Regions from separate parts of the Homo sapiens genome. Here region 2 is linked to region 1. A link is a loop called in an ENCODE intact Hi-C map of the cell type or tissue named here. Cell type or tissue: CD14-positive monocyte. All regions are shown on one strand. Links, peaks and the distances in the headings refer to the core of each region. The heading gives the core; the rest is flanking DNA.

Evidence for each region. Peaks named below come from ENCODE experiments on the same cell type or tissue, not always from the same donor. Only the 100,000 strongest peaks of a DNase experiment are listed, where the experiment ranks them.
Region 2: it touches region 1 in a loop (15-fold over the local background); 12 of 110 quality-filtered maps call a loop at or near these places.

Annotation. Positions count from the first base shown.
Region 1 is chr1:161,554,776-161,570,168 of GRCh38, forward strand. No RefSeq gene overlaps it. Among named protein-coding and RNA genes, the nearest start is that of FCGR3A, 13 kb to the left of the region's middle. In CD14-positive monocyte, for the core only: CTCF peaks have their summits at 6,826 and 7,094; DNase peaks (open chromatin) are centred at 6,716 and 7,965; H3K4me3 peaks cover 1,766 bases; H3K27ac peaks cover 2,098 bases.
Region 2 is chr1:161,645,689-161,661,081 of GRCh38, forward strand. It overlaps a transcript of FCGR2B not described here. Among named protein-coding and RNA genes, the nearest start is that of FCGR2B, 9.8 kb to the right of the region's middle. RefSeq lists a silencer at 1,747-1,806. In CD14-positive monocyte, for the core only: no CTCF peak of the experiment used is centred there; no DNase peak of the experiment used is centred there; H3K27me3 peaks cover 527 bases.

The sequences.
Region 1 (15,393 bases), core at 5,610-8,109:
ACATTTTTGTTGTTTAAGCCACCCAGTCTGTGGTACTTTGTTATAAAAGTGCTAGCTAACTGATACAGGCAGACAGAGGACAGGCATATAACTGAGGTTTGGCCCATTAGAGTCTCTTCTGAGATGAATCCTGAATAAGTGACACTTGTTTACTCATAAGGGAGATTCACTTCTAGGAGAGGGAGATGGTTGGGTCCCAGTCATCACAGCAGTGGGATGGGCTCACCTCCTCTAGTTTCCATCCAATAAATCTTTTTCCTCTACTTAAAAGATCTGGATTCTGATAAAGTTGTTTATAACCCAGAGCCCTAAGTGACACAATAAGAAAGGAGAAGTGGAGGATGGTAACTAGACAGAGCTGATTCATCAAGACAGGGGAATTGCAATAGAGAAAGAGTAATTCATGCAGAGCTGACTGAGCCAGAGACTGGAGTTTTATTATTACTCAAATCAGTCTTCCAGAGCATTCGGGGAGCAGAGTTTTTAAGGACAACTTGGTTGGTGGAGGGGAAGCCAGTGAGCCAGGAGTGTTGATTGGTCAGGGATGAAATCACAGGAAGTTGAAGCTGTCTTCTTGTTCTGAGTCAGTTCCTGGGTGGGCACCACAAGATCAGATGAGCCAGTTTATTGATCTGGGTGTTGCCAGGTGATCCATCAAGTGCAGGGTCTGCAAAATATCTCAAGCACCGATCTTAGGATCAGTGCTTAGGAAGGGTCAGAATCTTGTAGCCTCCACCTGCATGATTCCTAAACCATAATTTCCAATCTTGTGGCTAATGTTAGTCCTACAAAGACAATCTAGTCTTCAGAAAAAAAGGAGGTCTGCCCTGGGAAAGGGCTGTTATCATCTTTGCTTTAAACCACAAACTATAAACTAAGTTTCTCCCAAAGTTAGTTCAGCCTATGCCCAAGAATGAGGAAAGACAGCTTGGAGGTTAGAAGCAAGATGGAGTCAATTAAGTTAGATCTCTCTCACTGTTTCAGACACAATTCTGCAAAGGTAGTTACAAGAGAATGGGAGTTTTTGTTTTCTTTTAAGTGAAAGATACGAGCTTGGTTATAGGTCTTTGGGAAGAAGCCAGCAGGGTGGGAGAAGTTGGATGCCTAACAGGGACGGAACACCTAGAGAAGCAAGTGTGGGTCCTGAGGAGATGGGAATGGGACATGGACAGGGAGTTGGCTGTGAACTGGATACGGATTACCTCTCGCTCTGAGCTGAAGGCAGGAGCTGAGGGGGTACATATGCAAATCCATTTTCAGATGTTGAGTGACCATCCACATCTGCTGGTCCTGATTTTCTTGGTTAAGGAGGAGTCAAAGACACTTGTCGAGAAAGAGTGGGTAACAGTTGTGGTGGGGGTTTGAGAACACCAGAGTTGAGAATGGCCATTGTGGTGCATGGGAGAAGGAGCCGACTGTTTGTATGTACAAGAATTACCAAGAATTCCAAACAGTTGTAAGGATTGCCAAGCAATGCCAAAGGTCCAGCTGAGGTGGGTCGCTGTGCATTTGTAGCTGGAGCAGTCTTCAGTGCTGATAACATTTCTCCAGTTGTACTCAGTGCCAACTGCTGTCTGATTAGCCTGCTGAAAACGGTCCTGAGCAGGAGTGGAGGGAAGTCCTACAACCTGTATTACCTCCAAAGCAGCTCAACCAGACTGAGGAAATGCTAGAATGAAGGTATGTGGGCTTTCAGTGAGCTCATCCAAGACAGGTAGTCAAGAAGGCTGTGAGAAAGGTAGGCTGGCCTGGCAGTCTTTGGTATAGTCCAGCAGTTGAATTCCAGTTACCTATTGCTGTAACTGTAGAAAAAACAAACTCAGTTCCTCCCACTATGCTCTCACAACACATTTCTGACAACAGATATGTGGGGATTTCTCTCCACTGGCAAGCAAGCAAGCAAGCAAGCAAGCAATTCAGCAGTGGGCACCAACTGGGTGTCTTCTAATCCAGTGGTCTCCAAAATTTTTGGCACCAGGGATTGGCTTCATGGAAGACAATTTTTCCTCGGACAGGGGTAGGGGGGTGGGGGATGGTTTCAGGATGATTCAAGTGCATTACATTTATTGTGCACTTCATTTCTATTATTATTACAGTGTAATATTTAATGAAGTAATTATACAACTTACCATAATGTAGAATCAGGGGGAGCCCCGAGCTTGTTTTCTTGCAACTAGACAGTCCCATCTAGGGTGATGGGAGACAATGCCAGGTCATCAGGCATTAGATTCTCATAAGGAGAATGCAACCTAGATCCCTTGCATGCGTACTTCACAATAGGGTTCATGCTCCTGTGATAATTTAATGCCACAGCTGATCTGATAGGAGGAGGAGCTCAGGCGGTGATGTGAGCCATGGGGATCTACTGTAAATACAGATAAAGCTTTGCTCCCCACCTGCCCCTCACTTCCTGCTGTGCAGCCCAGTTCCTAAGAGGTCACTGACAACTACAGGTCTGGGGATTGGGACTTCTGCTCAAATTCAATTGAATTCCAACACTATCTAACTGGAAATAGCATCAGGTGACACAAGTGAAGGGCTCAGTCTCACAAGACACTTCTGATACTCCAGGATGAAGCCCCAGGTTGTTTTACCTGTGCTTTTGACCAACCAGTTATAAATGGGGGTTCCCACCACCTGCATCTTGGGTTCAATTAATTTGCTAGAGTGGCTCTCAGTACTCAGGGAAACATTTACATTTATCAGTTTGTGATAAAGAATATTACAAAGGACACAAGTAAAGAGTACATAGGGCAAGACCTGTGGGAAGGGGCTTGGAGCTTCCATGCCCTCTGGTGCACTACCCTCCAAGAACCTCTCTGTGTTCGGCTCTCTGGAGGATCTCCAAACCCTGTCCTTTTGGGTTTTTATGGGAGCTTTATTACTTAGGAATGATTAATTAAGTCATTGGCTATTGGTGATCAATTCAACCTTCAGCCCCTCTCCACTTCCCAGAGGGAGTTTGGAGGGTGGAGCTGAAAGCCCCAATCCTCTGACCTTGCCATGATCTTTCTTGTGCCCAGCCCCTGTTATGAAGCTACCTAAGAGCTGCCAGCCATCAGTTACCTCATTAGCACACCAAAAGACATCACTTTGGAGATTCTAAGGATTTTAGGAGTTGTATGCCAGGAAAAAGGATGAAGACTGTATAAAGGACCCTTGACATAACTAACTCCATCTTAGAAAAAGACTCCATTTTATATTTCGTAGGGCATTTGGCCAACAAGATAAAATGTTCTAAGAAACAAATTAAAAATGATAAAGACTGCATCCGACCAAATAAGGCCACAGACAAGCACACTCTTCCAACTTTCAGTTCTTATCACAGGACTCCACGACTAAAAGAGAAGGCCTTCAGCAGCTTGAAATGGCTATCTTAGCTGACACTGTCTTGCAGTCACTCATGATGATAATTTGGCATCTGCCACTGAAGGCTCTGCCACCTCAGACTCTTCTTTGCAAGACCAACGGGTAGCCAGGCCCAAACCAGGCCTCCTTTGTTCTTCTTAGATCCTCATCAACAGGCTTATTAACCCTTTCTCCTGTCTCTTTTTCCTCTTGATGTTAAATAGTACTTAGTTTGTTGTGGAACGTTTAACCTATAACATTTATGTAAATGTTATAGGTAGAGAGGATTGCCATATTTGGGAGAGAGGGTCTCTCTCTCTCTCTCCCACTGGACGTGAACAAGGGCTCATTTTGTCCTAAGGTCTTGCTGGCAGCTATCCTTAAGACTTTATAACATTTAGGAAGCTATACAGCTTCTCTTTCTGCTGTAGTCTAATCACCAGAAGTTATAAGCCCACCCAGATTCAAGGGTAGAGGATGTAGGCCTCATTTCTTGATGGAGAGAGTGTCAAAGAATTTGCAGCCGTGTTTTAGTGCTGCCACAACTAGCTACTCTAATACACTTTAAAGATTTCTTGATTCTTCGGTGGTGTGATTAGAGTAAAATCCTGAAAAATAGAAAGGCCTGGGGGAAGGGGAGACTGTAAGATCTAGGGAAGGGAAGATTTTTTATCCTATTCTAAGAACAATCACAGGAAGAAGGGAGGTAGTTGGTACTAACTAGAAAGAAGCAAGTCAGACAGACATTATCCATTCATCCCCTCCCAGGTCCAAGAGTTTGCTTACGATTATAAACAGCAAGAAGACTGTATTTCGTGATGCTCTCTTAGCTCAGGGCTACAGAGCAATGCTGTTGTATGTAGGAAAGAATGATTTCTTGAACTTGAATCCACAGTAGGTTCTGAGTTTTTTCCAACTCAACAATTGCTATGACTCAGTTAACTCAACAAATAGAATATGATGTACTAGCCTGATATCCATCCCTCTCCCTCCCTTCTAATATAACCTTGATTCTATTCAGGAATCACCCTCATATGCAGAGGTGGATCTTGACTGATCTAAGCCACTCAGGGTGTAGCATTCCCCTGGCTTTTATTGGTTAAGTGGGAGAAGACGGAACTTTGTCCTAAATAGGGCCAATCTGGTAGAGGGGAGTGCCATGTTTGGGAGAGATGATCTCTCTCTCCCACTGTACATGAACAAGGGCTCATTTTGTCCTAGGTTCTGCTGGCAAAACCTAAGATTTTGAAGGCAGCCAGTCTGAGGTCAATGCCAAATAGCCAAGGAGGACAGAGTGGAGGGATAGAATATGGTCTTGGTGACATCACTGAGCTTCTAACGCAACCAACCCAGATTTCTTACAATTTCAAGTAAATTTCCCTGCTGTTTAAGCCAATTTAAGTCAGGGCTTGTTACCTTCATCCAAAGGCATCCTAGTGAATACCTTGGTATTTACTGAGTACCTACTAAAAAGATAAGAAACTCTCTTTCTGGAAGGAGCTAATAATGAACAGGGGAGGAAACTTGACATTTAATGAAGAAGAAAGAAATGCTGACCTGGAGACCAGGAGCTCTAGACCTAGCTATGTCACCCAGGGTGACCACCGATTAAATTGTCTAGATCTCAGTCTCTACAATCATGAAATGAGAAAGTGGAGTGTGGACTGTATGTTTGCTAAGATCTCCTCTGGCTAAATTACTGTGTCTTAATGTCAACTAGAGGAAATATGATGCCCCCACTTTTTTTTTTTTTTTTTTTGGTAAGCATCAGTGGTCCACAAAGAATTTAACAATTGGTACCAACAGAGAGGCAAAAAATACCTTTTTTTTTTTAGACAAAGCCTCACTCTGTCGCCAAGGCTGGAGTGCAGTGGCATGATCTCGGCTCACTGCAATCTCTGCCTCCCGGGTACAAGCGATTCTCCTGTCTCAGCCTCCCAAGTAGCTGGGATTACAGGCATATGCCCCCATGCCCAGCTAATTTTTGTATTTTTAGTAGACACGGGTTTTCGCCATGTTGGCCAGGCTGGTCTCGAACTCCTGACCTCAGGTGATCCACCCATCTCGGCCTCCCAAAGTGCTGGGATTACAGGTGTGAGCCACTGGGCCTGGCCAAGAAGGAATATAATTGCCTTTTAAGAAAATATTCTGCTTGCTTTCTTTTTTAGAGATGAGGTCTCACTGTGTCAGCCAGGCTGGATTAAAAAACTCCTGGACTCAAGCAGTCCTTCTGCCTCAGCCTCCTGAGTAGCCAGCACTACTGCCTGGCTTCTACTTGCTTATTTTAATATTAATAACAAAATATAGTAAGCTCTGAGCTTTAAATACAATAGATATCAAAATTATTTAATAAAAAATATTCATGGTCCCAGCATGGTGGCTCATACCTGTAATCCCAGCACATTGGGAGGCTGAGGCAGGAGCATTGCTTGAGGCCAGGAGTTCAACACCAGTCTGGGCAACCTGGCAAAACCCCATCTCTTAAAAAAATTCAAAATAAGCCAGGCCTGGGGCTACATGCCTGTGGTCCCAGCTACTTGGGAGGCTGAGGCGGGAGGATCACTTGAGCCTGGGAAGTGGAGGTTGCAGTGAACTGTGATCGTGCAACTGCACTCCAGCCTGGGCAACAGAGCGATACCCCGTCTCAAAACAAAACAAAACAAAATATTCACCATTATGTGTCTAGTAAAGTGAAGAAAAGAAATAGGAAAGGAAACTGTCAATATAAAAGAAAAGGGAGGAGAACAGGCAGAGTTAGAGACATAAAGACACAAAATGGGATGGGACTTAGAGGAAAACCAGTGAGAGAAAACTCAGAAAGACACAGTTACTGGGACAGTAAAAAACAAAACAAAACAAAAACCCACAAAAAACTGAGAGAGACACCCAGGTTTTCAAATATGGTGTCTTAAAAATAGATAGAAAATGCATGAAGAGCAAGGCATCTACTGAGAGGTCTGGAAACAGACACACCTCGAGATACATCATACAAAGGCAGTCATGGGACAAGGAGAGAACACTTTCACAAAACCAGGAAGAGATAGACAGACAACAAGGGAAAAAAAGCACATGGGATTGAAGCAGATTTTGTGGGATGACCTTAAGCTGCACCTGTTTTCTTTGGCTGTGGTTATTAAAATAATATGACCTGTTGACATACAAGAACTTTCTAAAATTTTATGCTATAGCCAAGAGTGAGTTTTAAATGCCCTGCCTTGTGCTATCTCACATCAGAACATGCTTAGATGCCTCCCAGACTTGCAAGTTTTTAAAGTTTCAAAAAGAGAGTGATGGCGATGTGTTATGGGAAGGATACTGGCCAAGGAGGAAGGAAATCTCAGTTTTGGTTTCGGTCTGACAGGGGTCAGTTGTCAAGCCACTTCTCTTCCCTGAACTTGTTTCCTCATAGCAAAGTGAGGTAATCGGGCTAGATTATATCTAACTCTTTCCATCTTAAATATTCTCTAATTCTGAATGTTGCCTTCCAGTGGTAATTTCTAGATATTGCAGAATGTAGTAGCCTTTGTCTTCTAAAAATCCTAATGAAGGCAGCTTTTGGGAGCCAAAAGGATTTTCTAGCAGAGCTAGCAAGTTATACTTCTAAGAGTTAAAAGTTAATTATAAAAACTAAATTCATGCTTCTGCTCATGTGCAAAATCTTCAGAATCTACCAGAACAATACAAGGTAACACCAAAAAGAAAACTTAGTTTTTGAAAAAGTTTTTGAAAAAGAAGTGGAAATACTGTTTTGTGTTGTTCTGTTTTTATCCGTGCCATCCCACTGGAGAAGAGAGAAAGGTTGGCAACATCATTGGGAGTATGAGCAGAGCTCAGAACCATCCCTAGAGACTCAGTCCTTGTCCCTTTCGCCAATATTTTGTTATTGTGGCTTTAAGCACTTTTTGGTTTGAAAATACACGCGTGATCTATATATGTTCTTGTTGCAAATAAGTGAAACAATTCGGACGTAAATAAAATAAAAGTAACAGTGAGATTTAATGACTCCCTCCCCCAATTTCACTCCCTTCCTCAGAGGTAACCCCTTAGAAGCTTGTAGTATATCTTTCCAGAACTTTCCCCATACACTTATATTCATATAAGCACACATCCACCTATATGTATTTATATTTTCTTCATTTTTGTTGTTATTGTTAGCATAGTACATAATGCATATTATTCTGCAACTTCCTTTTTTATAATGATTCCACATATACATAAACACCATGTTGTTTCACCATGTTGGCCAGCTGGTCTCGAACAACTGCAAACTCCACTCAACATCTTTCACATTTCACGTTAAATGGGAGGAGAAATGCTTAAAAAATGTATTTGAGGGTGTGTGGAAAGGAAGAAATGGTATTACTTTGACTTTCTTTTTTTTTAAAAAGATTTGGGTCATTTTGGCCACCAAAACAGGAACTTTATCCTGTATGGGCAGTTGCCTACTGCACAGCCATTTCTTCCCTTCTTCTTTGCTAACGGAACTTGATTTCGTTTAGCAATGTTGTGGTCATGAGCTGTAGAGAAGCCTAGACCTTTTCCAGCCTCAGTGTGTGAACTTTCAGTTAGTCTAAACCAGTGGTTCTCAAATTTGAGCTACATCAGAGCCATTTGGAGGGCTTGTTAAAAACACAACTTGGTGAGCTCTACTCTACCCTCCGAGTTTCTGATTCTGGTGGGGCTTGAGAATGTGCATTTCTAACAAGTTTCCAGGTAATGCTGATCTTGGCACAAGGACCACACTTTGAGAACTGCCGCTCTAAGCCAATTATGGTGTTCTATTGTCTTGCCATGCTTAGGACTAAGCATATGATACAGTTCTGGACAATTAATCCTCAGGGATAATCTGCTAGAGGGATTCTGGGACACAGGAAGTAACGAGTTCTTTCTCAGTCTTTGGACATGGTGATGCTTAAAGATGTGATGCTGGGAGCTACTACGGCAGCCAACTTGCTTCCAGAGAAGACTGGCTGACATGCTGAGAGTAGCAAAGCAAAGAGAGGGAAGAATCTGGGTTACTGATGACATTATTGTAGATTAAACAGCTCTGGAGCTGCCCTAACTTCAAGAAACTTAATATGTGAGATAGTAAAACATTTATTGTTATTTAAGCCATTTGAGCAGAATTTTCTGTACTTGCTTCAGAAAGCCACCTAACTGATTCATTCATACCCCTCTCTCTCAGTGCTCAGGGAGACTCCAGCTGATGTAGCAGCAGAGCAATTTACTTGAAGCATGATTTTGGATATTTTAGGTTGTTTCTAATTTTCATTATCATTCAGTAGCTCTGCAAAGAGTAACAGTGCTTTTGTATATTTTGGGATATTTCCAAAGGTCATTTTCCCAGAAGCAAAATTACAATGTCAAAAGTACATGAATTTCCAAGGTTTTGATAGTTTTTCCAAATCTCTTTCCAAAACAATTGTTTTAATTTCTACCCTATTCAGAAATATATGCAAGTTCATTTAATCACGTTCTTTTTTCTTAATTGTGGGCAATTTCATAGCTGAGAAATGGGGTCTCATAATTTTTATTTGCATTTATTTGATTACTAGTGTGGAATCAACATTTACCATGTGTCTGTCAACCAGTTGCATTTCCTCTTTCATATTGCTATTAGATGGAAAGCACTTAGCACCATGTCTGGCCCTCTTGGATATTTATTTTTTGTTTAACTAAATGTTTTTGGGTTTCTCTATTGATATCCCTGCCTTTGCCTATTTATCAAAACTCTATGTTCTTCTCATTAATTTCTTATATAATAAAAATACCCCTTTGCAGGGAGACATGAATTTTTACACATTTTTTTTCCAGTTTGCAGTTAGTAGTTTGTTTTTGGTTGGTTTTAGTTTTGTATCATTCCGAAATTTAAAAGTTTTATGAAGGTGTTTTCTTTTCTTTCTTTCTTTTTTTGTTTTTTTTTTTTTTTTTTTTTTGAGACAGAGTCTCACTCTGTTGCCCAGGCTGGAGTGCAGTGGCATGATCTCCGCTCGCTGCAACCTTTGCCTCACTTCCTGGGTTCAAGTGAGCACGTTCGGCTAATTTTTGTATTTTCAGTAGGGACGGGGTTTCACCATGTTGGCCAGCTGGTCTCGAACTTCTGACCTCATGTAATCCGCCTGCCTCCGCCTCCCGAAGTGCTAGGATTACAGGCATGAGCCACCACGCCTGGTCTCTTTTCCTTCAGAGAATTTACTCAAGATTCAATTCTATTATCCTCTGGTGTATCCATAGCTTGATTCGTGTGTTTCACTCTATGATCCTTATGAAACAGATTTGCTTGTATTCTGAGAGGAGCTGTCTGCTTAACAACTTGCCTGGCTCGAGGGGCTTACTAATGCCTTTTAGCTCCCTGCTTTTTGACTCTCTTTACAACTCTCCTTAGAACCCAACAAAAAGAGACATAAAATAAGTGACATAAAAATGTGAAATGCTTAAACCATTTATTTTACATTGCTGACTTTTTTCCATGTATCTTTCCTTTCTGATTAGTACTTAAAATCAAGGCAGAAGCACCTTAAAGATAGAAATGGCTAAATATTCTTGAACCTTTCAATCGTAGGATGCCAGAACAGGCCTCTAGCGTAGAAAATGTCTATACTGAGATCAAAGAGTCTCCCCTAGAGCAGAGTTTGTTGTATTCTGAGTATGAGGAGAGTAGGACAGTGTGATGGAGCTGCAGTGGAGTAAATGGGTTTTGGTATCACAGTGCTTTACAGAACACATTAAGGAGTTTGGGTTTTGTCGTGAGGGTGTGGGGAGCCACTGAATTATTTGAAGCAGGAAAGTGACATAATATAATTTGTACTTTAACAAAATTACTCTGGTTGCTGCTTGTAAATAGGCTGGAGGAGTAAGACTGGGAGCAGAAAGATGAGTTGGTCTCTTGCGGTAGTCATGGTGGCAGATGAAGATAGCCTCAGGCTAAGGTAATGGTGGTGGGGTTGAGATATTTAGCAAGGAGAACTGGCACAATTGGATGTGGGTTATGAAAGAGAATGTGGGAATCACAATGATATCCAGATTCCTGCCTTAGGAGGTGCCATTCCCTGAGGTGGGGAATATGATGGAAAGAAGCTTAGCTGGAAGGGGTTGTGGAGAGATGGTAAGTTCAGGTTTGGATATTCTGCGTTTGAGGTGCCTGTGGACATAGCAGGGGAGTGGTCAATATCAGCTGGGTAACTGGAAGGAGAAATCTGGGCTAGAGCTAGAGACACAGACTGGAGCTGAATTGTGCTTTTAGAAAATTAACTGGAAGCCAAAGAGATGACTCCTTATTTGCTGATACCTTGCAGCAGGTCTATTTCCAGTGACAAGGAGGCAAGTTTGAATTGGTTAGAGCCTCATTCACAGTTCTTCAAATGTTCTTGTCAAGTATTTACTTGCTACTAAGGAGGATGGCTTCAACCTTCCCCAGGACCATTTTCCAGCATCCTTCAGCATGTTTGCTTAGGACCAAGTTCCCACCCTACTGAATTTTACCCTTGCTGGAGACACATGCACTTGATACAGTTAAAGGGCAAAACAGGCCTGATGGGGAGGTTCCAACGCATTTGCGTTGCAGACCGTAGGCGTTAGAATCTAACTCCTAGTTTTCTACTACAACTTCAAATGCCACCCTCCTCACTAAGGGTCTAAAGCCAGAGTGCGGATGAATGAATCAAGCCTTTCTTTCTGAGTACCACTGTCTGAAGTCATGCTGAGGTCAAGAGACATTCAATCAGAAGAGCAGACCAAGTGGCTTAAGGTAAGTGCAGCCCCGGGTTCTCCTTGCTCTGGACTCTTTTTTTTTTTTTTTTTTTTTTTTGAGACGGAGTCTCCCTCTGTCGCCCAGGCTGGAGTGCAGTGGCGGGATCTCGGCTCACTGCAAGCTCCGCCTCCCGGGTTCACGCCATTCTCCTGCCTCAGCCTCCCAAGTAGCTGGGACTACAGGCGCCCGCCACTACGCCCGGCTAATTTTTTGTATTTTTAGTAGAGACGGGGTTTCACCGTTTTAGCCGGGATGGTCTCGATCTCCTGACCTCGTGATCCGCCCGCCTCGGCCTCCCAAAGTGCTGGGATTACAGGCGTGAGCCACTGTGCCCGGCCTGCTCTGGACTCTTAATCTCACTCCCCTAGACCATTAGTTGGCTGTTTGTTGCATTAAACCACTCAGATCTCTCTTTCATTTCCTTGTAAACTGGATTCCTTTGTCCTGCAGAAGAGATGTACACTGTCCACTTTTGTTTCAACAGAGGGCAGTAGAGAACAGCAAACAGTTTACATTTCTAAGCCCAGAAGAAACAAAACAAATCCATTTACAACATTCTCCCCAGGTCAAGGTACCCAAAATATGGCACACTGTGCTTCGTGTGTTCATAAATGGGGCATGTCTTTGTGAAAGTAGGGCAGATCCCGGAGAGTCAGCGACTCGTAGACGACTCTTCCTCTTGTGAACAACAGTTTAGTTATGTGTAACTCATGGAAGGCTTTATGGAGAAGGAGTTTGATCTTGAAGGATAAGTATGAGTTGGCAAGATAGCTTTGTTCACAGAAAGCAGCATGGGCTCAAACATGGCAATAGCATGGCAAGCTTGGGGAAGTTAGGAATAGGATTGGGCAGAATCTGACAAGACCGCAATATACCTCAAGACTCTAGGTGCTGGAATCTTCAGTATGGCACATAGCATCCTGTGCCGTGGGGCAGCTGTGATATTACATACACTCTCAGATGCTATGTGCCATCCCGAAGTGTTTGAATGTCACTTTGAAGGGTTTAATATCATCCTGAAAGCAATGTAAAATCATTGAAGAATTTTGAGTAGGGTGGTGATCTAACCTATTAGGCAATTTGAGATTTTCTTGTTTGTTTTTAATTGAGGTATATCATGGTCTTGTTAATCTTTTAAACTTTAGCCACCCAGGTGGGTATACAGTGATATTGTGTTTTTAATGTGCGTTTCCCTGATAAGTAGTGACTTATTATCTTTTTATGTGCTTATTTGGTCATTTGGATATCCTTTTTTATGATGTTTCTGTTTAAGTCTTTTGCACACTTACGAATTGGCTTATCTTCTTCTCATTGATTTTTAATAGTTTTTTATGTATTTTAGATATGTCTTTTGTCAAATATACCTATTACAAATATTTCTCCTACTCTGTGGCTTTCCTACTAACTTTTCAAATGATGTCTTAATTTTTTCTTTTTTTTCTTTTTTTTGAGGCAGAGTCTTGCTCTGTCGCCCAGGCTGGAGTGCAGTGGCGCAAGCTTGGCTCATTGTAACCTCTATGTCCAAGGTTCAAGTGATTCTCATGCCTCAGCCTCCAGAGTAGATGGGACTACAGGCACACACCAGCATGCCTGACTAATTTTTTTATTTTTATTTAATAGAGATGGAATTTCATCATGTTGGTCAGGCTGGAACTTTTTTTTAATATTATATTTCAATAATGATTATACCAAAAATATATTTTGTATTATTTGAGAAAATCTGTAATATATATTTGGGAGATTAATGAATACAATTATGAAGGTCACTGAAGCATGACTCTTCTAAAACAAGTTAATAATAATGACATCTTTTCATGAACAAGCAATTGATAAATCTTTTTGAAAACCCTATGAAAGATGAATTGGAATGCAGCAAGACTGAGGCAGGATGACTAGTTAAAGGCTTGTTTCAGCCCTTCTGCCATTAAAGGACACGGAAGCTACCATCTAAGAAGCAGAGAGCGACCTCTCACCAAAGAGTCTGCTGGCACCTTGATCTTGCACTTCGCAGCTTCTAGAGCTATAAGAAATAAACTTGTGTTGTTTATAACTAGGAGGCCGTTGTACTATTATTATTCCTATTTTATGGTTGAGAAAACCAAGGCATGGGGAAATTAAATGACTTGCCTGAAGGTTTTCTACTGCTAATAATTGGCAAGAGGAAAAGAAACGTGCAAGAACTTTATTGATTGGATGGGAATGGTAGATACATTAATTTGAAGGATTTTGTCTTAATAGATCTTAGAGAAAGAAGAGTACATTTGGGAGAAATAAGTGAATTTTGTTTTAGAAAAAAAATATGCGTATGTGTGTTTTATTTTTTAGACAGAGTCTCTCTCTGTTGCCCAAGCTGGAGTGCAGTGGCATGATCTCTGTTCACGGCACCCTCCATCTCTCAGGTTCAAGTGATTCTCCTGCTTCAGCCTCCTGAGTTGCTGGGACTACATGCCACCATGCCTGGCTAATTTTTGTATTTTTAGTAGAGATGGGGTTTTGCCAAGTTGGCCAGGCTGGTCTCAAACTCCTGACATCCTGGGCCTCCCACAGTTCTCGGATTACAGGCATGAGCCACTGTGCCCAGCCAAAAAAAGTTTTGAAGTGGAAATGCCTAATAGGTAGCTATCATTATATTATATATATTATATATGATAAATATATTAATGTATCTTTCTAGAGTTAAGTAGAAAAGTGTTGGCCGGAGATAAAGACTGAGGAGTCATCAGCATATAGGGAGTGAAGCAAGGCTGTCATTCTGAGCACTATTGACACATGGGGCCAGATAATTCTTTGTTGTGGGGGGCTATGCTCTCCACTGGAGGATATTTAGCAGCTTTCTTGGCCTCTACTCAATAGATGCCAGGGGAAGCCCTCTCCAGTTGTAATAGCCAAAAGTGTCTCCAAACATTGGCAAATGTCCCCTGGGAGCGGGGGGCAAAACCAACTCTGTTGAGAACCACTGGTGTAGAGGAAGCCAAGAATGTAGATAAAATCATTTAGAAGTAGTAAGACATATACAGGATCACGTTTCTTAGCCCTTTAAAGTTCATTTTCAACCTCTTTGAACATAAACATACTTTGTTTAATTTTATCTTAATTTTCATATCTAGTTTGTCAAGTTTACAAGTATTAAATTGTATTATAATGCTAAAAAGGCTTTTAAAATTACACCTCTACCTCTCCTTCCCCCTCCAGTTCTGATGCACCCTTTGAGGGGGTCTCTTCTCACTTAGAAAATTATTGATAGAGAATTATGTAGAGGACAGAAAGCTGAACAAACACCAATATTTAATGGACAGGTGAAGACAGAGGAGTGTTCAGGGAGAGTAAGGGGAGTCATCAGAGGGACACCAGGAGGGGAACCCAGGTAAGTCGTGATGAAACAGATGGTGAATGACTTCAGAGTATTTTGGCCCTGCAAACTGCAAGGGTACATTGTAAAAGACTGCATAGTGCCCCTGGGGTTCATAAATCACTTCTTAGAGAAGTGAGAGAATTCTGAGTTCTCCCTGGGCTTAGAGTAAAAAAGGCATTTCCAGTGATAGGGCCCAATGCAACATTTAGGACAACTCGGGGAAGAAAACTTTGAGATTCAGAAAGAAAAATGACTTCTTCTGCCAAGGGAGAGATAAGGAAAACTGCAGATGAGGAGATGGCCTGAGGTTTTGGTCTTGAAGGGAAGATCAGAAAACAAGGTCTGGGTTCCCGTTTATTTTGGAAGCAAAGTATTATCGTGCATTAGAAACTAGGCTCTGTACTCTTCTTTTGCTTATCTTCATATCTTAGAAAACTTTTCTTTTAAAATCTTCCAGCCAGTTTAGTTGGCCAAGAGAAAGATTTAGATATTTTGACATTTCCGCCAATATAACTTCTGATTATCTCCTTTGTGGCTGGCTAGAGTGGTGGCACTGGCATCCTAGCTCTCCAATCAAAATTTTTAAAATAAAGATCTGGCCGGGCGCAGTGGCTCACACCTGTAATCCCGGCACTTTGGGAGGCCGAGGGGGGTGGATCACCTGAGGTCGGGAGTTGAGACCAGTCTGACAACATGGAGAAACCCCATCTCTACTAAAAACACAAAATTAGCCAGTCGTGATGGCGCATGCCTGTAATCCCAGCTAATTGGGAGGGTGAGGCAGGAGAATTGCTTGAACCCAGGAGGCAGAGGTTGTGGTGAGCTGAGATTGCGCCATTGCACTCCAGCCTGGGCAACAAGAGCGAAACTCCATCTCAAAAACTGAAATAAAATAAAATAAAATAAAGATCTATGGGCATTTTAATAATGCTCTATTTATCTG
Region 2 (15,393 bases), core at 8,017-10,516, 93 kb after region 1:
TTCTTCCTTCAGAGAATTTACTCAAGATTCAATTCTATTATCCTCTTGTGTATCCATAGCTTGATTCATGTGTTTCACTCTATGATCCTTATGAAACAGATTTGCTTGTATTCTGAGAGGAGCTGTCTGCTTAACAACTTGCCTGGCTCGAGGGGCTTACTAATGCCTTTTAGCTCCCTGCTTTTTGACTCTCTTTACAACTCTCCTTAGAACCCAACAAAAAGAGATATAAAATAAGTGACATAAAAATGTGAAGTGCTTAAACCATTTATTTTACATTGCTGACTTTTTTCCATGTATCTTTCCTTTCTGATTAGTACTTAAAATCAAGGCAGAAGCACCTTAAAGATAGAAATGGCTAAATATTCTTGAACCTTTCAATCGTAGGATGCCAGAACAGGCCTCTAGCGTAGAAAATGTCTATACTGAGATCAAAGAGTCTCCCCTAGAGCAGAGTTTGTTGTATTCTGAGTATGAGGAGAGTAGGACAGTGTGATGAAGCTGCAGTGGAGTAAATGGTTTTTGGTATCACAGTGCTTTACAGAACACATTAAGGAGTTTGGGTTTTGTCGTGAGGGTGTGGGGAGCCACTGAATTATTTGAAGCAGGAAAGTGACATAATATAATTTGTACTTTAACAAAATTACTCTGGTTGCTGCTTGTAAATAGGCTGGAGGAGTAAGACTGGGAGCAGAAAGATGAGTTGGTCTCTTGCGGTAGTCATGGTGGCAGATGAAGATAGCCTCAGGCTAAGGTAATGGTGGTGGGGTTGAGATATTTAGCAAGAAGAACCGGCACAATTGGATGTGGGTTATGAAAGAGAATGTGGGAATCACAATGATATCCAGATTCCTGCTTTAGGAGGTGCCATTCCCTGAGGTGGGGAATATGATGGAAAGAAGCTTAGCTGGAAGGGGTTGGGGAGAGATGGTAAGTTCAGGTTTGGATATTCTGCGTTTGAGGTGCCTGTGGACATAGCAGGAGAGTGGTCAATATCAGCTGGGTAACTGGAAGGAGAAATCTGGGCTAGAGCTAGAGACACAGACTGGAGCTGAATTGTGCTTTTAGAAAATTAACTGGAAGCCAAAGAGATGACTCCTTATTTGCTGATACCTTGCAGCAGGTCTATTTCCAGTGACAAGGAGGCAAGTTTGAATTGGTTAGAGCCTCATTCACAGTTCTTCAAATGTTCTTGTCAAGTATTTACTTGCTACTAAGGAGGATGGCTTCAACCTTCCCCAGGACCATTTTCCAGCATCCTTCAGCATGTTTGGCTTAGGACCAAGTTCCCACCCTCCTGAATTTTACCCTTGCTGGAGACACATGCACTTGATACAGTTAAAGGGCAAAACAGGCCTGATGGGGAGGTTCCAACGCATTTGCGTTGCAGACCGTAGGTGTTAGAATCTAACTCCTAGTTTTCTACTACAACTTCAAATGCCACCCTCCTCACTAAGGGTCTAAAGCCAGAGTGCGGATGAATGAATCAAGCCTTTCTTTCTGAGTACCACTGTCTGAAGTCATGCTGAGGTCAAGAGACATTCAATCAGAAGAGCAGACCAAGTGGCTTAAGGTAAGTGCAGCCCCGGGTTCTCTTTGCTCTGGACTCTTTTTTTTTTTTTTTTTTTTGAGATTGAGTCTCGCTCTTGTCACCCAGGCTGGAGTGCAGTAGTGTGATTTCGGCTCACTGCAACCCCCGCCTGCCGGGTTCAAGCAATTCTCCTGCCTCAGCCTCCTGAGTAGCTGGGACTACAGGCACCCACCAGCATGCCCGTCTAATTTTTGTACTTTTAGTAGGGACAGGGTTTTGCCATGTTGGCCAGGCTGGTCTTGAACTCCTGACCTCAGGTGATTCCCCCCACCGCCTCGGCCTCCTAAAGTGCTAGCATTAGAGGTGTGAGCCACTGTGCCCGGCCTGCTCTGGACTCTTAATTTCACTCCCCTAGACCATTAGTTGGCTGTTTCTTGCATTAAACCACTCAGATCTCTCTTTCATTTCCTTGTAAACTGGATTCCTTCGTCCTGCAGAAGAGATGTATATTGTCCACTTTTGTTTCAACAGAGGGCAGTAGAGAACAGCAAACAGTTTACATTTCTAAGCCCAGAAGAAATAAAACAAATCCATTTACAACATTCTCCTCAGGTCAAGGTACCCAAAATATGGCACACTGTGCTTCGTGTGTTCATAAATGGGGCATGTCCTTGTGAAAGTAGGGCAGATCCCGGAGAGTCAGCGACTCGTAGACGACCCTTCGTCTTGTGAACAACAGTTTAGCTATGTGTAACTCATGGAAGGCTTTATGGAGAAGGAGTTTGATCTTGAAGGATAAGTATGAGTTGGGAAGATAGCTTTGTTCACAGAAAGCAGCATGGGCTCAAACATGGCAATAGCATGGCAAGCTTGGGGAAGTTAAGAATAGGATTGGGCAGAATCTGACAAGACCGCAATATACCTCAAGACTCTAGGTGCTGGAATCTTCAGTATGGCACATAGCATCCTGTGCCGTGGGGCAGCTGTGATATTACATACACTCTCAGATGCTATGTGCCATCCCGAAGTGTTTGAATGTCACTTTGAAGGGTTTAATATCATCCTGAAAGCAATGTAAAATCATTGAAGAATTTTGAGTAGGGTGGTGATCTAACCTATTAGGCAATTTGAGATTTTCTTGTTTGTTTTTAATTGAGGTATATCATGGTCTTGTTAATCTTTTAAACTTTAGCCACCCAGGTGGGTATACAGTGATATTGTGTTTTTAATGTGCGTTTCCCTGATAAGTAGTGACTTATTATCTTTTTATGTGCTTATTTGGTCATTTGGATATCCTTTTTTATGATGTTTCTGTTTAAGGCTTTTGCACACTTACGAATTAGCTTATCTTCTCATTGATTTTTAATAGTTTTTTATGTATTTTAGATATGTCTTTTGTCAAATATACCTATTACAAATATTCCTCCTACTCTGTGGCTTTCCTACTAACTTTTCAAATGATGTCTTAATTTTTTCTTTCTTTTTTTTGAGGCAGAGTTTTGCTCTGTCGCCCAGGCTGGAGTACAGTGGCGCAAGCTTGGCTCATTGTAACCTCTATGTTCCAGGTTCAAGTGATTCTCATGCCTCAGCCTCCAGAGTAGATGGGACTACAGGCACACACCAGCATGCCTGACTAATTTTTTAATTTTTATTTAATAGAGATGGAATTTCATCATGTTTGTCAGGCTGGAACTTTTTTTAATATTATATTTCAATAATGATTATACCAAAAATATATTTTGTATTATTTGAGAAAATCTGTAATGTATATTTGGGAGATTAATGAATACAGTTATGAAGGTCACTGAAGCATGACTCTTCTAAAACAAGTTAATAATGCATTCTACAGAAAACCTTTTAGACATTACAACCTCTAACCTAAAAAATGGAACTCTAAATACCTTTTCACCATCTCAGTAGTAATTTCTGACACATCACTTTCAGAAGGCTCATAAGCCAACTCAGATACAACCGTAATATTAATGAGGAAAGCAGTTAGTGTCAAAGGAAGAGGATTGAAAGTAGAAGTGTTATGAAACTCCTCTTTTACTTTTTTGCATGCTATCAAAATCACTGCCAATAATATGAATGTCAGGTCAATTTCCATAGGTAAATCCGTTACCTTTTACCTCTTTAAAAGAAAAGTTTTGCAGAAGAGGGCTGAAAATTTCTTGAGCCATTTCAGCACAAAGAATGGAAGTTCATTTCTCACCATGATACAACTCTACCCTGCTGTCATCTTCATTGTGATGGTGGCAGAAGTTTAGCAGGGTGCAAGTGACCACTAAATGACATCTTTTCATGAACAATTGATAAATCTTTTTGAAAACCCTATGAAAGATGAATTGGAACGGAGCAAGACTGAGGCAGGATGACTAGTTAAAGGCTTGTTTCAGCCCTTCTGCCATTAAAGGACACGGAAGCTACCATCTAAGAAGCAGAGAGCGACCTCTCACCAAAGAGTCTGCTGGCACCTTGATCTTGCACTTCGCAGCTTCTAGAGCTATAAGAAATAAACTTGTGTTGTTTATAACTAGGAGGCCGTTGTACTATTATTATTCCTATTTTATGGTTGAGAAAACCAAGGCATGGGGAAATTAAATGACTTGCCTGAAGGTTTTCTACTGCTAGTAATTGGCAAGAGGAAAAGAAACGTGCAAGAACTTTATTGATTGGATGGGAATGGTAGATACATTAATTTGAAGGATTTTGTCTTAGTAGATCTTAGAGAAAGAAGAGTACATTTGGGAGAAATAAGTGAATTTTGTTTTAGAAAAAAAAATATGCGTATGTGTGTTTTATTTTTTAGACAGAGTCTCACTCTGTTGCCCAAGCTGGAGTGCAGTGGCATGATCTCTGTTCACTGCACCCTCCATCTCTCAGGTTCAAGTGATTCTCCTGCTTCAGCCTCCTGAGTTGCTGGGACTACACGCCACCATGCCTGGCTAATTTTTGTATTTTTAGTAGAGATGGGGTTTTGCCAAGTTGGCCAGGCTGGTCTCAAACTCCTGACATCCTTGGCCTCCCATAGTTCTGGGATTACAGGCATGAGCCACTGTGCCCTGCCAAAAAAAAGTTTTGAAGTGGAAATGCCTAGTAGGTAGCTATCATTATATTATATATATTATATATGATAAATATATTAATGTATCTTTCTAGAGTTAAGTAGAAAAGTGTTGGCCGGAGATAAAGACTGAGGAGTCATCAGCATATAGGGAGTGAAGCAAGGCTCTCATTCTCAGCATTATTGACACAGGGGGCCAGATAATTCTTTGTTGTGGGGGGCTATGCTCTCCACTGGAGGACATTTAGCAGCTTTCTTGGCCTCCACTCAATAGATGCCAGGGGAAGCCCTCTCCAGTTGTAATAGCCAAAAGTGTCTCCAAACATTGGCAAATGTCCCCTGGGAGCGGGGGGCAAAACCAACTCTGTTGAGAACCACTGGTGTAGAGGAAGCCAAGAATGTAGATAAAATCATTTAGAAGTAGTAAGACATATGCAGGATCACGTTTCTTAGCCCTTTAAAGTTCATTTTCAACCTCTTTGAACATAAACATACTTTGTTTAATTTTATCTTAATTTTCATATCTAGTTTGTCAAGTTTACAAGTATTAAATTGTATTATAATGCTAAAAAGGCTTTTAAAATTACACCTCTACCTCTCCTTCCCCCTCCAGTTCTGATGCACCCTTTGAGGGGGTCTCTTCTCACTTAGAAAATTATTGATAGAGAATTATGTAGAGGACAGAAAGCTGAACAAACACCAATATTTAATGGACAGGTGAAGACAGAGGAGTGTTCAGGGAGAGTAAGGGGAGTCATCAGAGGGACACCAGGAGGGGAACCCTGGTAAGTCGTGATGAAACAGATGGTGAATGACTTCAGAGTATTTTGGCCCTGCAAACTGCAAGGGTACATCGTAAAAGACTGCATAGTGCCCCTGGGGTTCATAAATCACTTCTTAGAGAAGTGAGAGAATTCTGAGTTCTCCCTGGGCTTAGAGTAAAAAAGGCATTTCCAGTGATAGGGCCCAATGCAACATTTAGGACAACTCGGGGAAGAAAACTTTGAGATTCAGAAAGAAAAATGACTTCTTCTGCCAAGGGAGAGATAAGGAAAACTGCAGATGAGGAGATGGCCTGAGGTTTTGGTCTTGAAGGGAAGATCAGAAAACAAGGTCTGGGTTCCCGTTTATTTTGGAAGCAAAGTATTATCGTGCATTAGAAACTAGGCTCTGTACTCTTCTTTTGCTTATCTTCATATCTTAGAAAACTTTTCTTTTAAAATCTTCCAGCCAGTTTAGTTGGCCAAGAGAAAGATTTAGATATTTTGACATTTCCGCCAATATAACTTCTGATTATCTCCTTTGTGGCTGGCTAGAGTGGTGGCACTGGCATCCTAGCTCTCCAATCAAAATTTTTAAAATAAAGATCTGGCCGGGCGCAGTGGCTCACACCTGTAATCCTGGCACTTTGGGAGGCCGAGGGGGGTGGATCACCTGAGGTCGGGAGTTGAGACCAGTCTGACAACATGGAGAAACCCCATCTCTACTAAAAACACAAAATTAGCCAGTCGTGATGGCGCATGCCTGTAATCCCAGCTAATTGGGAGGGTGAGGCAGGAGAATTGCTTGAACCCAGGAGGCAGAGGTTGTGGTGAGCTGAGATTGTGCCATTGCACTCCAGCCTGGGCAACAAGAGCGAAACTCCATCTCAAAAACTGAAATAAAATAAAATAAAATAAAATAAAATAAAATAAAGATCTATGGGCATTTTAATAATGCTCTATCTGTGATTTTCAGCAGTTTAAATATGATATGTTTAGGAGTGTGTGTGTGTGTGTGTGTGTGTGTGTGTGTGTGTGTGTGTGTATTTTAGTCTGCCTATGCTTCTTTGTCCTTCTTGGATCTGTGGTTTAATAACTTCCATTATTTTTGAAAAATTGTTGGCCATTTTCTCTTTAAATGTTTCTTCTCTCCCATTCTTTCTCTATTCTCTGGGATTTCAATTACATATATGTTAGGCCAGTTTACATTGTCCCACAGTTCTTGGGTGTTCTGTTCTATTTTCTTTTTTTTTACTCCTTGAATTTAAGTTTGGGTAATTTCTATGAACCCATTTTCAAAGTACTGATTTTTTTTTTTCTCAGCTGTATGGCATCTACTGATGACCCTGTCAAATACATTCCTCTTCTCTTTTACTCTGTTTCAAAATTTGCTAACATTTCCATTTGACTCTTCATATAGTTTCTATCTTTCTGCTGAAATTCCCCATCTGTTTATGTATGTTGTCTACCTTTTCCACTAGAGCCTTTAACATGTTAAGTATGGTTGTAATTAATGGTTTGATTTTAAAATTCCCTATTTGATAGTACCAACATCTGAATCATCTTTTAGCAGTTTCTATTGCTTGCATTGTCTGTTGACAGGATTTTTAAACCTTGCTTTTCTGTGTTGGCTCATTGTTTTTATTGAATTCTGGACATTATATGTAGGACAGTAGGGACTGAGGTAAATTGCATTTATGATTGGAAATGAGCACCCCTCTTATTCTGGTAAGCTCTTAGTGTGGGCCAATCTAGTCAAGAGTTGAGCTGGGTTCGGGTTTTATTATTGCCATAGTTACCTTCAAATTCTTCTAGTGTTATCTTGTGCTTGGGTGGAGGCAGCATTTCAGTAGACCAAGAGACACCGGTATTCCCGGATGGTATTTTCTCAATTTTCCTGCACTACCCCAACTTTAGGACTTTCTAAAGTATGTGCCTGCACCTCAGAGATTCTCTCTTCAGTGGCAGAGTACTTTTGCTTCTTATTCAGTACTTGCTAGGCTGGGAGGTAGGGCAGAGGTTTATCTGTTGTGAAATTGCCTTTGCAGAATATATATATAAATAAGGAGAGAAATCTGGCTGGGCGTGGTGGCTCATGTTTGTAATCCCAGCACTTTGGGAAGCTGAGGCAGGTGGATCACCTGAGGTCAGAAGTTCGAGACCAGCCTGGCCAAGATGGTGAAATCCAGTGTCTACTAAAAATACAAAATTAGCTGGGCATGGTGGCAGGCACCTGTAATCCCAGTTACTTGGGAGGCTGAGGCAGGTGGAGAATTGCTTGAACCAGGGAGGCAGAGTTTGCAGTGAGCCAAGATCCCACCACTGCACTCCAGCCTGGGTGACAGAGCAAGACTCCATCTCAATAAATAAATAAATAAATAAATAAAAATAAAAAATAAACGAATAAAGAGAGAAATCTAACATGACTGACTCCATCCTGCTTCTAACCCACAGGCGAGTTTTTTTTTTCTTATTCTAGCATGGAGGTCAAAATAGCTATGAGTGACGTTTATAGTTAAACTTTGAGTCAAGGGAAACTGATCTCCCTCCTTGTTCAAGATTGAAACTGCATTCATAAGACAAGGTTAAAATACGGTAGGGACTTTAACTTTGCTGAAGAATAGACTCAGTTAAACAATGACCTGCCATTGCTTAGTGTGTCTTCCTCACTTCCTTGCTTTCCATGTGTCCTTACAGTAGCATGTTGCTTACTGCACCAGAGTCACGTAACCGGGGATTGCAAAATTTATAACTTCCCCAACTACTCCTATAGATAACATCACTATTGTGAACCCTGAAGAACGAGTCTTCGAGGTATTTTTCAGATTCAACATTTCAGTAGACCAAGAGACGCCACTAGGTCCTGAGATCCACCCACTCCTGGGAACTGACTTGGCTGCGTGAAGACAGCTTTAGACACCCCTGTAATTTCATCCCCAGCCAATCGATTGTTCCAGTTTCCAAGCCTCCTGCCCACCAAAGTACCCATGAAAAACCTTAGTCTCTGAATTGTCAGGGAGATGTGTTTGAGAAATTGCTGCTTGCTCTCTTCACATGGCTGGCCCTGTGATTATTAAACTCTTTCTTTGCTGCAATAGCCGCTGTTCTTATTGATTTTTTCAGGGCAGTGGCTAAGAAGAACGTGTGGGGCTGTGACAGCTGTTCTAGTCCCGCCTCAGTTTTAGTCGGGCCTTCTGTCCCTGGATCTTGAGGACAGGGCTTTTTCAGTGATCCTAGATCTCACCCAATGGTAGAAGACCTGTAATCATCTAGGCTCGGGATGGTTTCCAGCCCCTTCCCCAAGGGTAGAGAGATGTTTGTTTTTTGTTGTTGTTGTTGTTGTTTTTTCCTGTTCCTTTCCTCCAGGTGTAATGGGCTCTTTTCCTGTGCCCTGGGCCCTTCTTCCAGTGATTTAAGACATTTGTTCCTTAGAAAAAAGGATTCAGGTGGGCTTCATGCCTTTCCCAGAATGATGGCTGCTCCATTACCTAGGTATGTATTCCCTGGCCACAAGCTTTTCATGAGCTCTGGTGGAGGCCCATGAAGATGCTTCAAATGCGTAGGAATGGCCCTTGTATCATGAGCTCTCAGTTCTTGGCCACATCTGGCTTTCAGCGATTTATTAAAAATTTTAGCTGAATTCTTCTAACCCATTTGAATGGTAGCCCTGCCTTCCTTCCACGCTGTCTTACAGGTGAGCCTGTGCTCATATCCTAGCCCTCTTTAGAAACACCTGTCTTTTCTTAGATTTCAGGGTATTTGGTTGCCTCACTACCTCAGCACTCTGATGGGTTCAAGAAAAGTTATCACTTTGTGTATTATCTGTTTTTTTTCAGGTGTTTCTAATTAATACAGGTTTTTTTGGGGGGTGTTTCTAATGAAAACATTTTAATGAGGCTGGTTTTCACAGCTGTTTTTATACCACAAATCAAAATGGCCAAGTCCAAAATGAAAAATCACCAGAATGGCAGGGCATAATGAATTTAAGCACAGAAATTAGATGAAGTTATCTGTTTCTCACATGACTTGATAATCTAAAAAGCAGAAAGTAAAATGGTATGTTTTAAAAGTTATCATCAAAAGTGTCCTTGAGGTCGGCACTGACTGTGTCCTGATGGCCATGCAGGCAGGAGTTGTGCTATGTAGGTAGGCTCTGCTATTTGCTCTTCACACCTCTGGTTAGTTTACAATCTCTCCTTGTTCTAAGTTTTCACCAAAGCCTGATACTGGCTTTTGTTTCCCTTGAGGCTATGTTGTTTCTCATATAAACATGATTTCCATTTTATGACTGTCCTAACCCTTCATGGTGCAAGCCTGTTTCTCTGAGCTACTATATTCTTCATATATTTATGTTATTACTTCTTACTATTCAGAAGTACCTTAATATTCAGAACTACCCTTCAAATTGGAGGGCTCTTTTCTGACCATATTCTCAGCTGTTGGACAGGGGACAGGGACCGATCATGCTGGGTGGTTGGAAAAGCCTATGGGAGGCCAAGTAGGGGAGACCTACTGCCAGGACTATCACTCCAAGCTCGATTCTTGGGCCTTCCACCTTCACATTCTAGAGGAAAGCATATTGCCACTCATCCAAGTTGTGTGCTGTGATTGCTAGTGAAATCTGATCAGCTCCGGGGGCTCTCAGCTCTTGGCTGTCAATGCAGGGTGATAGTGGGCTACAGGGGGAGGAGGTAAAGAAGAGAGATTATGCAGATATGTCTGAAATCACAATCTTTCTGATTAGATATTTTGGCTCTATAATCAATTGTTTCTTCTAACACTCACACTTTTCCTCAATTTTTATTTATTTATTTATTTATTTATTTTGAGACTGAGTCGCTTACTCTGTCACCCAGGCAGGAGTGCAATGGCGTGATCTCGGCTCACTACAACCTCCACCTCCCGGGTTCAAGCAATTCTCCTGTCTCAGCCTTCCAAATAGTTGGGATTACAGGCACGTGCCACAACCCCTGGCTAATTTTTTGTATTTTTAGTAGAGATGGGGTTTCACCATGTTGGCCAGGCTGGTCTCAAACTCCTGAGCTGAGGTGATCCACCTGCCTCGGCCTCCCAAAGTGCTGGGATTACAGGCATCAGGCGTCGTGCCCAGCCTCAATTTTTAATTCTACGACTTTCTGCTCTAATTCAGGTGAAGCACAGGATAGGTTTGTATTGTTTTTATATCTGTCTCCTGCATGTATCCTATCTTTCCCATTGTAATGAGGGTTCCTCAGGACAGAGACCACTGTTCTTCTCATTTCTTCATTTCTTCCTCCCATCCATCCCCACCCCATCTTTCTTACCTAGCAGAGTCAACATTGGGTTAGAGCACTGCATATGGGTTGAGTAAATCAGTCACTAGTTGATCCCCATGAGTTATTGCTTTCCTGCTCAGAATTTGTTGCTATTGCCACTCTCAGTATCATTTCCCTCCAGTGATTCCTGAAGACCTCATTTTACTTCTGTAATTCTGCCAGGGACCAAGTTAACTGCAGCCTGCTCTTCTGCTCCAGTCACAGTAAACTCTTCTCCTAGGGTCTCTACTGAGACTGGAGGCCACAGGAAAGAACAGATGCTGAGCAGGAACCTCCACTGTCCTCTCGTACAAAATACTTTTCCCAGTTTCTAGAACGATAAACCGCGACCCGATTGAAGGGCTTTTCCATAAGACTACTCAACCAGCAGCAATACTTACCTTCATATTTGCAACTTTACTGAAATACCTTGGTCAGAGGAGATCTCCTTTTAATTTTTATTGTGTATTTATTTAGTAGAGGCAGAGATCTCCTTTATTTACATTCCAATCACTTTTAGGATCTGTCCTGCCTTAACAATCTGCCAATAAATGCACAAAGAGAAATGGATGATGGGAACTTGATGGTGGCAAGATTTGTTTCTTTTTTCTTTTTTCTTTTTTCTTTTTTGACAGAGTCTTGCTTTGCTGCCCAGGCTGGAGTGCAGTGGCATGATCTTGGCTCACTGCAACCTCCACCTCCTGGGTTCAAGCAATTCTCCTGCCTCAGCCTCCCAAGTAGCTGCGATTACAGGTGTGTGACACCACAGCTGGCTAATTTTTACATTTTTAGTAGAGATGGGGTTTTACTATGCTGGTCAGACTGGTCTCGAACTCCTGACTTCAAGTGATCTGGCTGCCTCAGCCTCCCAAAGTGTTGGGATTACAGGCGTGAGCCACCATGCCTGGCTGACACGATTTGTTTCAAACTGGCCCTGGACCCGGCACCCTCCCTTCTGCTTCTGACTCCTCACACATCAGTCCTTCTTCTTTGGATACCTGATTAATGGACATTTCCGGTTCTCGACCCTTCTGCTTTCTCTCCAGGGGATGGCTTACATCTTCCTTCCTGGCTAGCACCTTTTTAGGGTGGCACTTACAGTAAGCTATCTCTTTGTCCTCACCCTTCTGTGTGTTGCCCCAGAGATGAGCCTGCCCAGGGGTTACCTAAGATCTCAACTCTCTTCTGTCCCTGACAGGTTGTGGCAGACTGGGCACCCTCATACTGAAAATCATCATTGAAGAGAGAGTAGAATCTGGAGCTTCATAGAGGTGGAAAGTTGTGATAACTTTCCTTGCCCATCATGAGCGTCATAGCTGACACTCCTATAACAAAAGATGAGTTAGCAAGAGAAAAGTTTGTCAAAGTTTTATTTTATTTTATCAAAATTTTACATGATGCAGGAGCCTTCTGAAATGAAGACCCAAAGACTCAGGGAAGACTCTGTTTTTATGCTTAGGTTCAATGAGGAATGCCTAGCCCTGTAGAAATGTGACTGGATAAAGGGTAGAGTCTGATGCTAACAGACTGATGGGGAAAACTTAGCAAGGCCTGTGTGTTTAGATTCTTCTTGGCCTGTGTACCATTCCTTCCTCCTGGGTGTGGGGCAGTACTCCTCTGAAACGAGGGTCTTTAATGACTTTTCTCAGTTGCTTTGCATTTGCTTCTTTGTGAAAGATCAGTTGACTCTATTCATGTGAGCCTATTTGGGGGCTCCCTATTCTGTTCCATTAATCTATTTGTCTGTTCTTTCACCAATAATTGGATACTTTTTACAAGTTCTTCCTGGTTCTAACCACCATGTTCCTAATGATGATAAGCATTGACTAATTTCCAATTTTACCCAGTGTTGCCAGCTGGGGCACAGAAACAATACCCCAATATATGGCACTTTGGCCTGCTGAGTGCTTTGAACTAAGGGAGATTGGAAGACCTCAGAAGCAAGGTCTCTCTGACATTCTCTTGCCCTTCTGTCCTTTACCCTTCCTTCTCCCCTGAAGCAAGTCATAGAAACCAAAATCCCTCTTCCCCAAAGCAAGCCATAAAACTTAGAAATGTTACTCTCTCCCTCCTCCCTGGCTGAAGTGATCCACCCACTTTGGCCTCCCAAAGTGCTGGGATTACAGGTGTGAGCCACCACTCTTGGCCGGGTATTTGCATTTCTAATGGGTTGTTAGAGATGATGATGCTTTAACACAAAGACCTGAATTCCCTGAGGAGGTGTGGCTGATGCTTAGACCTGGCTGAGGCCTCTCCAACCAGAGCCTCCATCAGTCAATCATCCTTTTTGTTTGTTTTCCTGGTGCTTGCCTTCTCTGCCAGGCTTCCCTCTCCTTTGGGGTTGGCAGCTGACTGTAGTGCCTGGCTGTCTCAGCTTGTGGGGAAGTGGCTATAAGGAGGAAACTGTAGAGAGGATTGATAAAAACAACCACAGGGATTCACTGAGCCTGTGGTCAGGATATTAAGAGGAAGAGAAACAAAATTCAACCAAGCAGAACAAAAAGAAAGGAGTACATTCTGAATCAAGAGGCTGGAATCTGAGAGTATGTAAAATTGGAACCATTTGAGTTTATAACATTAATCTGCCTTCCCAAAGTGGGTCTATAAACACTAGTCCCAACTGGAAGCAGAGACTAGATTCTTCTAGCCTTTTAATGATAATAATGATTAAGACTAAATTTATATGGCAGGTTCTGTGTTTAGCATTATTTATGGATTTTCTCATTTAATCTTCATGTTATAAGGTGAGTACTAATGTAATCTCCATTTCACAGATGAGACAACAGAGCTTACAAAGCATGAATAGGCCAGGCACGGTGGCTCACACCTGTAATCCCAGCGCTCTGGGAGGCCGAGGTGGGCAGATCACTTGAGGTCAGGAGTTCAAGGCCAGCCTGGCCAACATGGTGAAACCCCGTTTCTACTAAAAATACAAAATTAGCTGGGCGTGGTGGCACATGCCTGTAATCCCAGCTACTCGGGAGGCAGAGGCTGGAGAATCGCTTGAACCCAGGAGGTGGAGGTTGCAGTGAGCTGAGATCGTGCCACTGCACTCCATCCTGGGTGACAGAGCAAGACTCTGTCAAAAGAAAAAAAAAAGGATAAATAAGATATCCAAGACTGCACAGCTGATAAGAGACAAGATGAGGCTCTTGATCTGGGTCTGTCTCCAAGCATCTTCATTATGGGTTCTCATGATTTTTGAGTTATTCATACTTTTCCCCTTACCAGAATACACATTTTATATAAAATCGTCCCTTTCAAAGAATTCTCCTTTCTTTTCTTCCTTAGAGAAAAGTCTTGCTCTGTTGCCCAGGCTAGAGTGCAGTGACATGATCTCAGCTCACTGCGACTTCTGCCTCCCGGGTTCAAGCGATTCTCGTGCCTCAGCCTCCCAATTAGCTGGGACTAAAGGCATGCGCCACCACGCCCAGCTAATTTTTATTTTTTATAGAGACAGGGTTTCACCATGTTGGCCAGGCTGCTCTTGAACTCCTGACTTCAAGTGATCTGCCCACCTAGGCCTCCCACAGTGCTGGGATTACAGGTGTGAGCCACTGGGCCCCGCCCAAGAATTTTCCTTTCTGACTGACATATTTCAGTTTTAATAAATAGTGTGCCCCTCTATTTTAACCATTTTGTTTTAGAAATATCTCCTTGTATTTTGTGCTTTCCCTTTCCCAGCCGTGATGGGAAAAAGAGACTCATTTCTGTTTTGATTTAGTGTCCTTGGAAATGCCCTACCTGATTCTGTGTCTATCTCCTTTAATAAGTCATCTAAAAGACATTGTCTGGTTCTTTTGTCTCAGTCAAATGTCTAGTAGTGGTATTTGGATCCTGAGACAATTCAGGGAAGTAGCATGTGCACTGTGTAGGACTTCCTGATCATTTTTAAATCGTGGCACAGAGAAAACCACACAAGTAAAGTTATAAACAAATGAGGCTGCTTACAGCCAGGGGCAACTGGCCCTACCTGGCTATTCCTAGGCCTGAGAGCCACTCATTAGTTCTGTGTGCTGGTTACTCATACAAGGCATGTAGGTGGTCCCTGCATACTGTTTGTGAAGCTCATTTAGTGTTGTAGAAAACCTAAGTCTTTAGCGTCAGGCAGACTTGGTTTCATATTCTGACTCCACCACTTATTAACCATGTAGCTTTGGACAAATCATTTTAACTTCTCTGAATCTAAGTTCTTCATGTGCAAATGAGGGTGATAATACTTATCTTCTGGGATTGTTGAAAATTAGAAATAATGTGAGTCTAGTGCCTCCTCCATAGTAATAATGTGAAAGGAAAATAAAAACTCAGGATTCCAATACACTGTGCCAAAAGAAAAAACAAATTAAACTGAAAGCTGAGTCGTGCAAGATACTGACTTTCCTTTGGATCCTAAGCAGATAGCTACAGAGAAAAGATTAAAAATCTCCGTAGATGGCCAGGTGTGTTGGCTCATGCCTGTAATCCCAGCGCTTTGTGAGGCCAAGGTGGGTGGATCACTTGAGGTCAGGAGTTCAAGACCAGGCTGTCCAACATGGCAAAACCTCAGTTCTACTAAAAATACAAAAAAAAAAAAAGAAAGAAAGAAATTAGCAGGGCGTGGTGGCAGATGCTTGTAATTCCAGCTGCTTGGGAGGAGGAAGCAGGAGAATCGCTTGAACCCGGGAGGCGGAGGTTGTAGTGAACCGAGGTCACACCTCTGCACTCCCGCCTGGGCGACAGAGTGAGACTCTGGCAAGAAAGAAA